Linked DNA regions of Homo sapiens: region 2 is linked to region 1. Evidence: chromatin loops called from intact Hi-C (ENCODE). Cell type or tissue: B cell. All regions are shown on one strand. Each heading gives the region's core, and the rest is flanking DNA. Links, peaks and the distances in the headings are about the cores only. Region 1 overlaps TMEM253 (transmembrane protein 253). Region 2 holds the start of METTL3 (methyltransferase 3, N6-adenosine-methyltransferase complex catalytic subunit).

Region 1 (5,371 bases), core at 106-5,105:
TGGTGCTAGCGGTGAGGCCAGGCTACCCCATCCCAGGTCTCAGCATGTCCACTTCTACCCAATTCAATTCCATCCATCCATCCATCCATGTTAAGTGAGCACCTACCATGTGCCAGAAACTGAGCTAGGTTCTGAATGGGAGGAGGGTAGAGGAAAACATAGAAATAAACAAGGCAAGACCCTTAATCTCCCAAGTAGCTTCCATCTTGTGGGGGAAAACATACAGGTAAGTAACTAAACTACAATATGAGGCAGAAAAAATTAAATGATACTTAATTTTTAATGATCACGTCCTTGCTCTGGGTTGACTGCTTTCCTCCACCCTGCATTCAATCCCATTTCCTGATCTCTAAAGAGGTAGGAGTTACGAGAAGGGAGGGAATCCCTGACAGTTCCTCCCCAATTACCCTACCCTTACCCCCAGGTGAGCCAGCTATGGCTGGCAGTGGTTGTGGTGCCCCTTGCTGTCTCAGTCGCCTGCCTGAACTCTGATTGTCACATGGCCACAGCGCTGCCTCTTGGGCCTGGAGCCTCAGTAAGACCCACCACAAGGGAGGGTGGAAGGTCCCAGGGCCCCTTCCTAACGGGACCAGAGCTCAACACTTGCCCTTCTCACCATTCAGGGTCTCCTCACTGGGACTGTCACTCTGGAGCTTCGCAGAGCACCCCGCCTTTGGAAGGTGAGAGGGAAGAAAACGCAGCACTGTCCTCCCACTCCCTAAAACAGACACCTACAACCCTCAGCCTAGGAAGTAAGTGGCTAAGTGTTGACTCATTCTCTCAGCTGTCACCACTGACTGGCCTCAATCACTGAGGAGGAAAGCAAAAAAGTTAAGAGGGCTTATGGCCCTGTTTGGAGGCTGAGAAGCAGAAGCTGAGTTTTGTCTTCAGCTAGGCTGCAAGTGGGGATTGAGGTTGGAATGACTCCCCTAGGCTGGGCAGGGCTGAGCTGGCTCACTGGCAGGTGCGGGCCATGATGATATTCAACACCTTCAACTTGATCTTGGGTTTCATAGTGGTGGTGGTCGAGGTGATGAAGACAGCCTTGGGGCCTGCCCCAACTGCCTCCTCCCAGGTACTGGTCAATGAAGGAGAAGGTGGGAGGATAAGGAGGCAAGAGGAGGTGGGAAGGGAAAAGGGCAGGGGCAAACAGGTGCGGGGTCCCTGCATTCTCAGCCCTGTCTACCTGCAGCATGCTGGCTTGCTGGTGCTGGAACTCAGTGCTGAGGCCTTCACCCTAGGGGGAGTGCTGGTCTCAGTGCACGCCCTATTCTTGCTGAGCCAGAGGAAACCAGGATGCTGCAGGAGCCAGAGTCTGCACTATCAAGAGCTGCAGGAGGTATGGGGGCAGGGAAGAAAGCACGAATAGCTAGCTGCCAACTAATTTTTCCACTGCCTATCCTGGTCAGTGGCACTTAAGGGAAAATAATGGGGCAGGAGAGAAAAGAAGAGGTCCTAGAATGAAACTGATTGGCTTTCTCTGGCTTTGAACATTTCTCCCCTAATGGTGGGTAAGAGGAAACTGGGAATCCAAATGATTGAGGTTAAAAGAGTGGGAAAGCATTAGGAAGCTGCCTAAATATTGGCAGGACTATGGGAAACAGGATAGAAAATTGGGCAGGAGGAAGCAGTTGTTTCTGTCTGGGGTTTCTCCTTTCTCACCTCTACAATTTGCTCACACCTGTCTCTGGTTTTCAGGGCTTCTCTGAGTTGGAAGAGGTTCCTGGTTTGGAGAATGGTCCCACGGTGGCCAGCACAGGAGCAAATGAGAGGGTGGGACAGCGGGAACAGACACGTGCTGCTCTCCTTCCACCCTGAGAGAATGCTCTCCAGACATTCCTGCATCCCACCCCACCAAACTCAGAAGCTTGCTGGGATCCTTCGAGTCCAATAGGAAGTCCGGGAGTGCCTTCAGTTTTCACTCAAAGCAGGCCCTTTTTTCGTTCCTTCCCTGTTAGGGGAAGATACACCTGGACGAGAATATATCCTCACCTCACCACCCTGAAAAGCTGCTTTCTCCCTTGCATCCATATCCTCTCTTCCTGTCACCTCCCCATACAGCTTCACATTTGCCTCATCGCACTTTTCTTTTCTGTCCACCTTTCATAATCCCATCCACTCCAAATCCCGGACCCTGCACACGCCAACTCCCTGAATCCAATTCAGGAGTGCCCCAGTTCCCCTTTCGATCCATCTCCTTTCTACTGTAGCGGAGACTACAAGTCCCAGGATGCCCCGCTAGCCCGTGACCGGCTAGGAAATAAAGAGCCTTCTCTCCGCGGTAGGGGCGCTGTTGGATGTGCTGAGTGACGCGAGGCGGGGAAGTCGGGGCCTAGCCTGGCGCTTTCTCGGACGCGACCACTGGCCCCGCGTTCGGGGAGGAGCCGGGCGGGCGGTCCTGCACTGGCGTGCCGCTCCCCCAGCCACTGCAATAGAGAGCTGGATCTGGGTCCCCAGCCCTGCGCTGGCAGCTTCAGAGACTGGCGAGGGCTCGGAGCTGACGCTTGGCAGAGCTGGGGCTTCCCAGATGCTGTCGCCGCACCCCCTCGCAGGAGGGCCCAGGTCCGAAGTCCTGAGACTTGGAGCGCGCGCGAGAAAGGGGTTGGAGATGATGAGTCAGAAGCGCGGGGCCTTTCTCGTCCCCTCCCCTAGGGCCTGGGCGCTGAAGATGGACAGGCTCGCTGGGCAGGCGGGTAGATAGGGCAGGCAGAGGGAGGGACCCTGCGACCCGCGTCTCTCCCTAACGCTTTCCCGCCTCTTGCGAGCACGCCGGTGTAACGAGCCTGCGCTGCCGCCACCCTTTATCTCCAACGCGGGAGCGGGACTGCGCAGGCTTGGCCTCTGGGCTGACCCGCCGACCTTTGATCTCGGCTGCGGTCGGGTTGCTGAAGTTCTGGCTGCGTTCACCCCCACCGTTTACGACCTTTGCAAGTGTGCAAAGATAACAGGCTCGCTTGGGCTTGGGAAAAGCCCGGGAGAACTGGGAGTCCCACTAGCAGCAGCAGCTGGGCAGCTTGCTGGCCGCTAGAAACTAGAAATTGACCACAGCTGGAGTACCAAGAGAACTCACCCCAAATTCACATAGTGCCCGGGATGGCTGTTCGCCTCACACTCATTTTTGTTCCCACTTGAGAAGGCTTCTTTCCCTAGAGAATGCTGCTTCTCCCGGCCTAGCCAGGGCCAGGCACCAGTGAGGATAGAGCGCAGCCTGGCTGCCTTGCCTTGACATTGCAGTGGCGTCCGCTGCAGCTCTTTTCTGTTTGTGACACCTTGGAAGAGTGGTAATAATCTTCCTATGACAAGGTTAAGTGTGAGTACTAGTGGGTGGGGACAGTTCTGGGATCAGGCTCTGGAATGGAGAAAAGATCTAGGCCTTCTGCATTTCTTCCTCTCCCCCAGTCTAATTGCCAGAATAATGGAGAGCTCATGTCTGCAGGGCCGATGAAACAATATTTTTCTTGAAAGTCAGAAGGTGGTGGTAGATGAGGAAGCTGAGGGAAGAAAATTAACAATTTGTTCTGTTTTCCAGGTTTTAGTGATGTGATCAGATTAGATATTGCATTCTAGTTCCAGAGAAGCTTGATGACCATGGAAATTAACCTCTATCAGTCAGATTAAGCTAGGCTCTGCTGTGGTAAATGCCAAATCACAGTGGCTTAAGACCACAAAGGTTTATTTCTCATACTACGTGTCCAAAGTAGGCTGGCAAGGGATTCTGTTCATTGCAAATGTTTCCTCCCAAGCTCATGGAGCGCCACCATTTTGAGATCCTACCCTGTCCCTATGAAGGTTAAGGTTACCCGCCCCGCGCCCCCCGCCTCAGAATGTGAAGTAAGCATGAAGAATTGTTCATGGACTCTTAAATGCTGCCCTGAAGTGATACATTCATGTCACTTCCACCCATTCAATGGCCAAAGCAAGTCATATAGCCACACCCAACTTAAGGAAGGCCAGAAGGGCAATGCCTGCAAGGAGAGGGGAAGCAGAAATACTTCATTAAAAGAAACATAGTTGGGCGGGCTCGGTGGTTCAGGCCTGTAATCCCAGCACTTTGGGAGACCAAGACGGGTGGATCACCTGAGGTCAGGAGTTCGAGACCAGCTTGACCAACATGGTGGCCGTGTCTATTAAAAATGCAAAAATTAGGCCGGCATGGTGGTGGGTGCCCGTAATCCCAGCTACTCGGGAGTTTGAGGCAGGAGAATTGCTTGAACCCAGGAGGCAGAGGTTGCAGTGAGCCAAGATCGCACCACTGCACTCCAGCCTGGGAGACAAAGCGAGACTCTGTCTCAAAAAGAAAAAAAGAAATGGAATTAATAATTTGTGATGATTTTTGAACAGCTTAGCAGTTGAAATTTATCTGTTCCAGCAGTTATGCCCATACCTACTTCTTTGGTTTGGTTTCATGAACCCCTAAGTTCTTACTAGAAATTTTTCCTCAAAAAAATAATAGGACTGGGACTCAGGAAACCTAGATTCTAATTTTGTTGCTTGGGCAAGTCAAACCTCTCTGAACTACATTTTGTGCACTTGGAGGTTATGGTAATATTTATTCTGTCTACCTTACTGGAGTATCAAGGCTAAAATAAAATCACACAAGGAAAAGTACTTTAAAACTATAAACCACTTCAGGGGTTAAAAATAAATTGCCTGTAGAGGTAAGAAGTAGTTTAAATGATAATTTCTTAAAACTCAAGAGCCAGTTCAGCTATAGTTCTTCAATCATCAGTCTGCATTAGATAAACATAGTAGGAATTCAGGTTTTGGATATATGTTACAGTTCATGTAGACCTTGCAAAGTCCAAGAGTCTTCGATTAAATATTAAATTCTTAAAACCTTTCTGATAAAACCTTTTTCATCATATCCCTCTAGGGCATTGGTTCTCAGAGAAAGGTCATTTCGTTCCCCAGAGGATATTTTGCAAGGTCTGGAGACATATTTGTTAGTCACAACTGAGGAGTGGGGGAGGAGGGAATATGTAACAATGGAAGGCGCAGTAGATGAGAAGTCAGATTTGGGATTTAGTTCCAGTGCTGCTAATGCCGCTTTCCTGTGCATTATCCTCTGCCAGCTGCAAGCAAAGACTATTGGAGACTTGTCCTGTGTTCCTCATTATTCCCCCTCCACACTGCCTATTGCCACAGTCCCGGGCTGCTCCATGACAGCGTTCTGCTTTGCTGCAGTGATTCCCAGCAACCACTGTATCTGCCTCTTTCTTCATCAGTTTGGCAGCCTCTGTGGAGGTCACTCATTTTACTTGAATGGGAACTTCACTGAAAGAAGAAACTGACAAGGTTTCTGCTGACGTCAGTTTTTAAAGGCCGTGACCCCTATCTATTCTTTTAAACATTAAAGAAATCCAGTTCATGA
Region 2 (5,371 bases), core at 122-5,121, 410 kb after region 1:
GATCGCTGGAGCCCGGGAAGTCAAGGCAGCAGTGAGCCATGATCATGCCACAGCACTCCAGCCTGGGTGACAGAGGGAGACCCTGTCTCTAACTAACTAACTAAATAATTTTGCAGATCACTTTGTTGAAACAAACAACTACCTGATCCTCAGGTCCCCTTTTGCAACTGCCATTGCTGAATGGGAAAAGACTCCACAGGAAAATTAAATAGGCTGGATATGGTGGCTCTCACCTGTAATTCAAACACTTTGGGAGGCTTAGGCAAGAGGACAGCTTGATGCCAGGTGTTCAAGACAAATTTGGGCAACATAATGAGACCATATCTCTATTAAAAAGTTAAAAATTAGCCAGGCATGGTGGCATGCACCTGTAGTCCTAGCTACTCAGGAGGATGAGCCGGGAGGACTGCTACACTCCAGCCTGGGCAACGGTGAGAGACGCTATCTCAAAAACAAAAGCAAAAAAAGTCGTTGGCATCATTTATGCACATTTTTAAAAAGTTTCAAAACAGGAAACCAAAGAATAGGGGAAAAAACATAACAAAACAAAAAATTGTATCTATAAATAAATCAATGAAGTTTCTAGAGCAAGGGAAAAAAAATTCTCCCTCTTAGGTAATTCAGGAACTACTCTGAGACTTGACTACTAATTATTGCCTGACCATATGACTTGCACTTCTTACTCCACTATCCTCCCCTCTTACCTCTTTAATTATCTAGGTCCTATATAGCCATAAAGGCCAAATTCAAGTGCCAATTCCACTATGATGGTTTTGATGGCTTCACTACCTACACCAGCTCTTGTTACTTCTCTTCATTGTACAGACTGTAGATTCATTCATTTGGTTTCGTACATATATCTTATCATATTCCTCACTTTTTGTAAGCGTCTCCCCTTGAATCCTATGCTTTTTAAACTTCTTGAGGACAGGGGCAATTTCTTCCTTATTTTTGTCTAATTAGACCCATGAACACTGTAGATACTCAAGAAAGGTAATTAATTAGGTGGGAGGATCCTGCCAGTGCATCTTCTATTTCTAGGGGCCAGAATACGAGCACATGAACCTAACATGATCTAGACAAGATTTAGAGATGCAGTTGAAGATACTGACAAATATTGGAACAATCTACCACAAAGGTGATACTGAGTCACTATTTTTGCAGAGCTTTGTTACTAGTTTGCCTTAAATAATTCAGAGTTTGTCCTGAGGGTAGGGAGTGGATAACAGTGAATTTAATCTTTTAAATTTCCTTCAAGTTTTATGATCGTGACACGGGGGCAACAGGAGAAGAGAAAAAGTTTGGAAACCAAACACAAATGTTTTCAGATTCCTGCTAGGTATGTAAATGGCTAAGTCAATGCCGGTAGGGGTACTCATTCAGAAACACCCAGTGCCACTCTGTACGGGCCACTAAATTGGGCACTGCGGATATAAAGGTTCATTCCTCGCTTACTGTACCCACAGCTGCCAAGAAATGACCACTACAAAACAGTCGTTATAACTGAGGGAACAAAGCGCCAAAGCAGCAACAAAAAGGGGTTCTTGCTGCTTCGCGGGATAGGGGGCTGAGCAGCCTCACAAAGGCGACGTCCTCGCAGTCTGAAGAGGAGTGGGCAAGGCGGACGAGGGTGGGGCTCAAGCGTCCGTCCGGTAAAAGTGAGCTGGAAGAACCGAGGCCCAGCGTGAGGAGGAACCGCGAACTACTTGCAGAAGGGCGAACGTCTGCTGCTGAAGGTGGAGAGGGAGTACCAATGTACGAGGCTTTATAGAAATGGCCGTTTGGTAAAGGGCAGTGACTCTGGAGCTTTTTCTCTAGGGATCCCGCCCGTCCTCCCCGGTTGAGCCTCGGCCCCAACAGCCCAGTGCCTCACCCAAGTGCCCCGAGTCCTGCTTCCGCCTCCGCTGCAGCCTCTCCCGCAGAGAGTCCAGCTGCTTCTTGTGGGCCTGGATAGAGCTCCACGTGTCCGACATCCTAGTCTCCCAGCCCTGACACCTCTCGAATAAGGCGCGGCGGACTAGCACCTCCCAGCACTCGCTCCAGGATATAGCCAATTCTCACGCGGACACCCCGAAGGCTAACCGGAAAATGACCCCTGGAGCTGAGCAAGACAGAAAAGTCATTTCCGGTGTCGCGCTTTCTTGGAAGCTATAAAGAGCCACGTTAGGTGTTGGCAGAGCGGCCGGTATAGTCCTCATACCCGCTCTCTCATGCTTCCGGACACAGTGAGGCTGTGGTTGCCATGTTGGTGACTGGCAGAGCGGCCATGTTGCTTATAGACGCGCATGCGGCCATGTTGAATATTCGGAGAGGAGTCCTGAGAGTTGACTTGTGTTAAAGTAGCACTCGTAGAGAGCAACACCATATAGTACAGTTTTGGGGGTTTTTTTCTTTTTTTTTTTTTTGAGACGGAGTTTCACTCTGTCGCCCTGGCTGGAGTGCAATGGCGCGATCTCGGCTCACAGCAACCTCCACCTCCCGGGTTCAAGTGATTATCCTGCCGCAGCCTCCCGAGTAGCTGGTATTACAGGCGCCCGCCACCACGCCCGGCAGATTTTTTGTATTTTTAGTAGAGACGGGGTTTCACTGTGTTGGCCAGGCCAGTCTCGAACTCCTCACCTCGTGATCCGCCCTCCTTGGCCTCCCAAAGTGCTAGGATTACAGGCGTGAGCCACCACACCCGGCCATAGTACAGATTTTTAAGATGAAGGATCACTAGTTCCTTTTGACAGTTTGGTACTAACATACCTTTTCCACTGAAGGTGGTGTTGGTTTGTTTCCATGCGTTCATTTACAAAAAAATAAAAAACACAACGGTGGTCCCCAATCTGAGGTGAGGAGGGGGCGGTGGTGGGTGCGGGCATGCTTCTTTGTGTTGACGAGGCGTGGGGAAGTGGGGAGGGCTGATGAAGGAAAAATCCGAGAGGTCTTCAAATACGTGATCTCTCTCTTAGGCTAAATTTACAAAGTACGTGTAATCTATTAAAATCGGGTTCCGACACTAAGAGGGCTTTGAGGTCCTGGTTGCGTTGTGTTTTTTGTTATGAGAGCTACCTGCATGAGTGTGTTCAGTTTGTGAAATGTAATTGAGCTGAACATTTTGGTGTGCACTTTTCTGTATGTGTAGTAAACTTAAATACAAGGTTGGTGGTGGTGGTTTTTCCTACAATCCTTTCTTTCTTTCTTTTTTTGACACATTTTCTTTTTTTTTTTTTTTTGAGATGGAGTCTCACTCACTCTGTCACCCAGGCTGGAGTGCAATGGCGTGGTCTCAGCTCACTGCAACCTCCGCCTCCTGGGTTCAAGCGATTCTCCTGCCTCAGCCTCCCGAATAGCTGGGATTACAGGCGCGTGCCACCACACCTGGCTAATTTTTTTTATTTTTAGTAGAGACAGGGTTTCACTATGTTGGCCAGGCTGGTCTCGAACTCCTGACCTCGTGATCTGCCCCTACGATCTGCCCCCCTGCCTCAGCCTCCCAAAGTGCTGGGATTACAGGCGTGAGCCACCGAGCCTGGCCTGACACAGAGTTTCATTCTTACTGCCCAGGCTGGTGTGCAGTGGTGTGATCTCAGCTCACTGCAACCTCCACCTCCTGGATTCTAGCTGCCTCAGCCTACCTAGTAGCAGGTATTACAGGGACCTGCCACCATGCCCAGTTAATTTTGTATTTTTAATAGAGATGGGGTTTCACCATGTTGGCCAGGCTGGTCTTGAACTCCTGACCTTAGCTCATCAGCCTGCCTTGGCTTTCCAACGTGCTGGGGTTACAGGCATGAGCCACCGGCTTGGCCTTTTGTTTGTTTGTTTGTTTTGTTTTTTTAATGGAGCTCCCTGAATGGAAACATTTCGGGAATCACTGACTTATCCAATGTCTACATGATGCCATACGCTGTTGTCCAAAAAATACAAAAAATAGTTTGACTGGCATGGCTCCTGTTTTCAAAGAGTTTATAATCTGGTCAAGGAGCTGTGAGCCAGTTTATTAATACTGAACCATCTTCACAGCATGAGGTAGCATGGGCATAGACTTTTTAAAAAACAAAAACAAAACAAAACAAAAAAACAGGAAAAAAAAAAACGTGATTTCAAAGAAGAGGAGGACTCCAAGTTTAATGACCCAGGAAGGCATTGGAAAGAAGCTGGAATCAAGGTTCAGGCTTAAAATGACCACTAAGGTTTCAGTAGGTGAAGGTATAGGAGGGAAATCCAGGTCTGGAATATGATAAAGGCAAAGGTCTAGACTAGAGGTAGGAAAGCGTGATGTGTGTTATGCCAATCTGGATTAGTTCGCCAGAACATAAAGATTTATATTTGGGAATATTGGGAGAAATTTTAGGTTTCCAAATTTGAGGCCAGATTGTAGAAGGTACATGGTACCTGAGTAAAGACTTGGCAATTTATTCAGAATACAATAGGAAACACTTAGGGTTTGTAAATAGGAATGTTTCAAAATTGATTTGCTGTTCTAGATAAATTGAGGTGAGGAGGAAGGAGATTTTGGAGAGGACAAAGATGGTTATTAGTCCATTGTAACTAAGTGTCTGATGAGAAGAACTGTAACTAAAAGCTGGTTATGAACAGTAATGAAAAGGAAGGGGTGAATATGAAGGGAGCTATTGAAAGATGTATGTGTATTGTAATATGACTTTTATCCATTCAGTAAGTATTGAGTGTTTACTATGTGTTAGATACTATGGAGATTTAGTAGTGATGAAAATACTCATTTCCATCTCATTTTCTGAACTTAATTTACTTTTAGGGAATTTACACTATCTATTGGGATGTGTAACTTTGTTTTTTTGTTTTTGTTTTATTGAGACAAGCCTCACTCTCACTGCTGGAGGGCAGTGGTGCAAAGAAGTAGCACAAGTACTCCTGAAAGTCAATCAAATCAAGGGCAGCTCCCAGAAGTTTTTGCTTTCACATTAACTCTGGGTAAATTATTACAGTGGCATATTGGGCAAATTTTAGAAGTACAGGAAGGCCTCTTAGCATGATCTTCTTGTAGAGAGATTCTTTTTAGACTCCTCTTGACCAGTTTGCTGCTCAAAAGAAAGACATTGCTTTCTTGTCCGCGCGTAGCCCTCAGCAGTACACAGAGGAGAAGGAGGAGGAGGAGGAGGGAAAAATGCAGAATTCTTCTAGTCAAAATGGAGTGTAAGCCTAATTTTGAGCAGATGGGTGCTGCATGCATTACACTTCTCAACTTTTCCTCATATCTGCTATGGTAGATTGCTTCCAGTGTTGGCCACAACAATGCCTCTCACCTACATGCCCTTAGGCAGTGTGACTTTGCCCCCTTTCAATCAATAAGTAAAGCTTATTCCCCCTCCTCTTGAATCTGAGCTAGGCTTCTGACTAGCTTTCA

What was found. A loop is a pair of places that touch in the nucleus more often than their neighbours do. Peaks named below come from ENCODE experiments on the same cell type or tissue, not always from the same donor. Only the 100,000 strongest peaks of a DNase experiment are listed, where the experiment ranks them.
Region 2: it touches region 1 in a loop (29-fold over the local background); 3 of 110 quality-filtered maps call a loop at or near these places.

The regions. Positions count from the first base shown.
Region 1 is chr14:21,101,441-21,106,811 of GRCh38, forward strand. TMEM253 (transmembrane protein 253) reads left to right here. Exons shown (of 7, transcript NM_001395467.1): 2 at 1-11; 3 at 425-535; 4 at 624-680; 5 at 965-1,075; 6 at 1,193-1,339; 7 at 1,699-2,284. The coding sequence ends at 1,818. It also overlaps a transcript of ZNF219 not described here. Among named protein-coding and RNA genes, the nearest start is that of TMEM253, 3.1 kb to the left of the region's middle. RefSeq lists an enhancer at 1,857-2,601. In B cell, for the core only: CTCF peaks have their summits at 2,290 and 3,220; DNase peaks (open chromatin) are centred at 2,431 and 3,201; H3K4me3 peaks cover 1,650 bases; H3K27ac peaks cover 1,086 bases; H3K27me3 peaks cover 467 bases.
Region 2 is chr14:21,509,251-21,514,621 of GRCh38, forward strand. METTL3 (methyltransferase 3, N6-adenosine-methyltransferase complex catalytic subunit) reads right to left here and starts at 2,090. Exons shown (of 11, transcript NM_019852.5): 1 at 1,874-2,090. The coding sequence starts at 1,973. RefSeq lists an enhancer at 2,133-2,372. In B cell, for the core only: no CTCF peak of the experiment used is centred there; a DNase peak (open chromatin) is centred at 2,221; H3K4me3 peaks cover 2,281 bases; H3K27ac peaks cover 1,614 bases.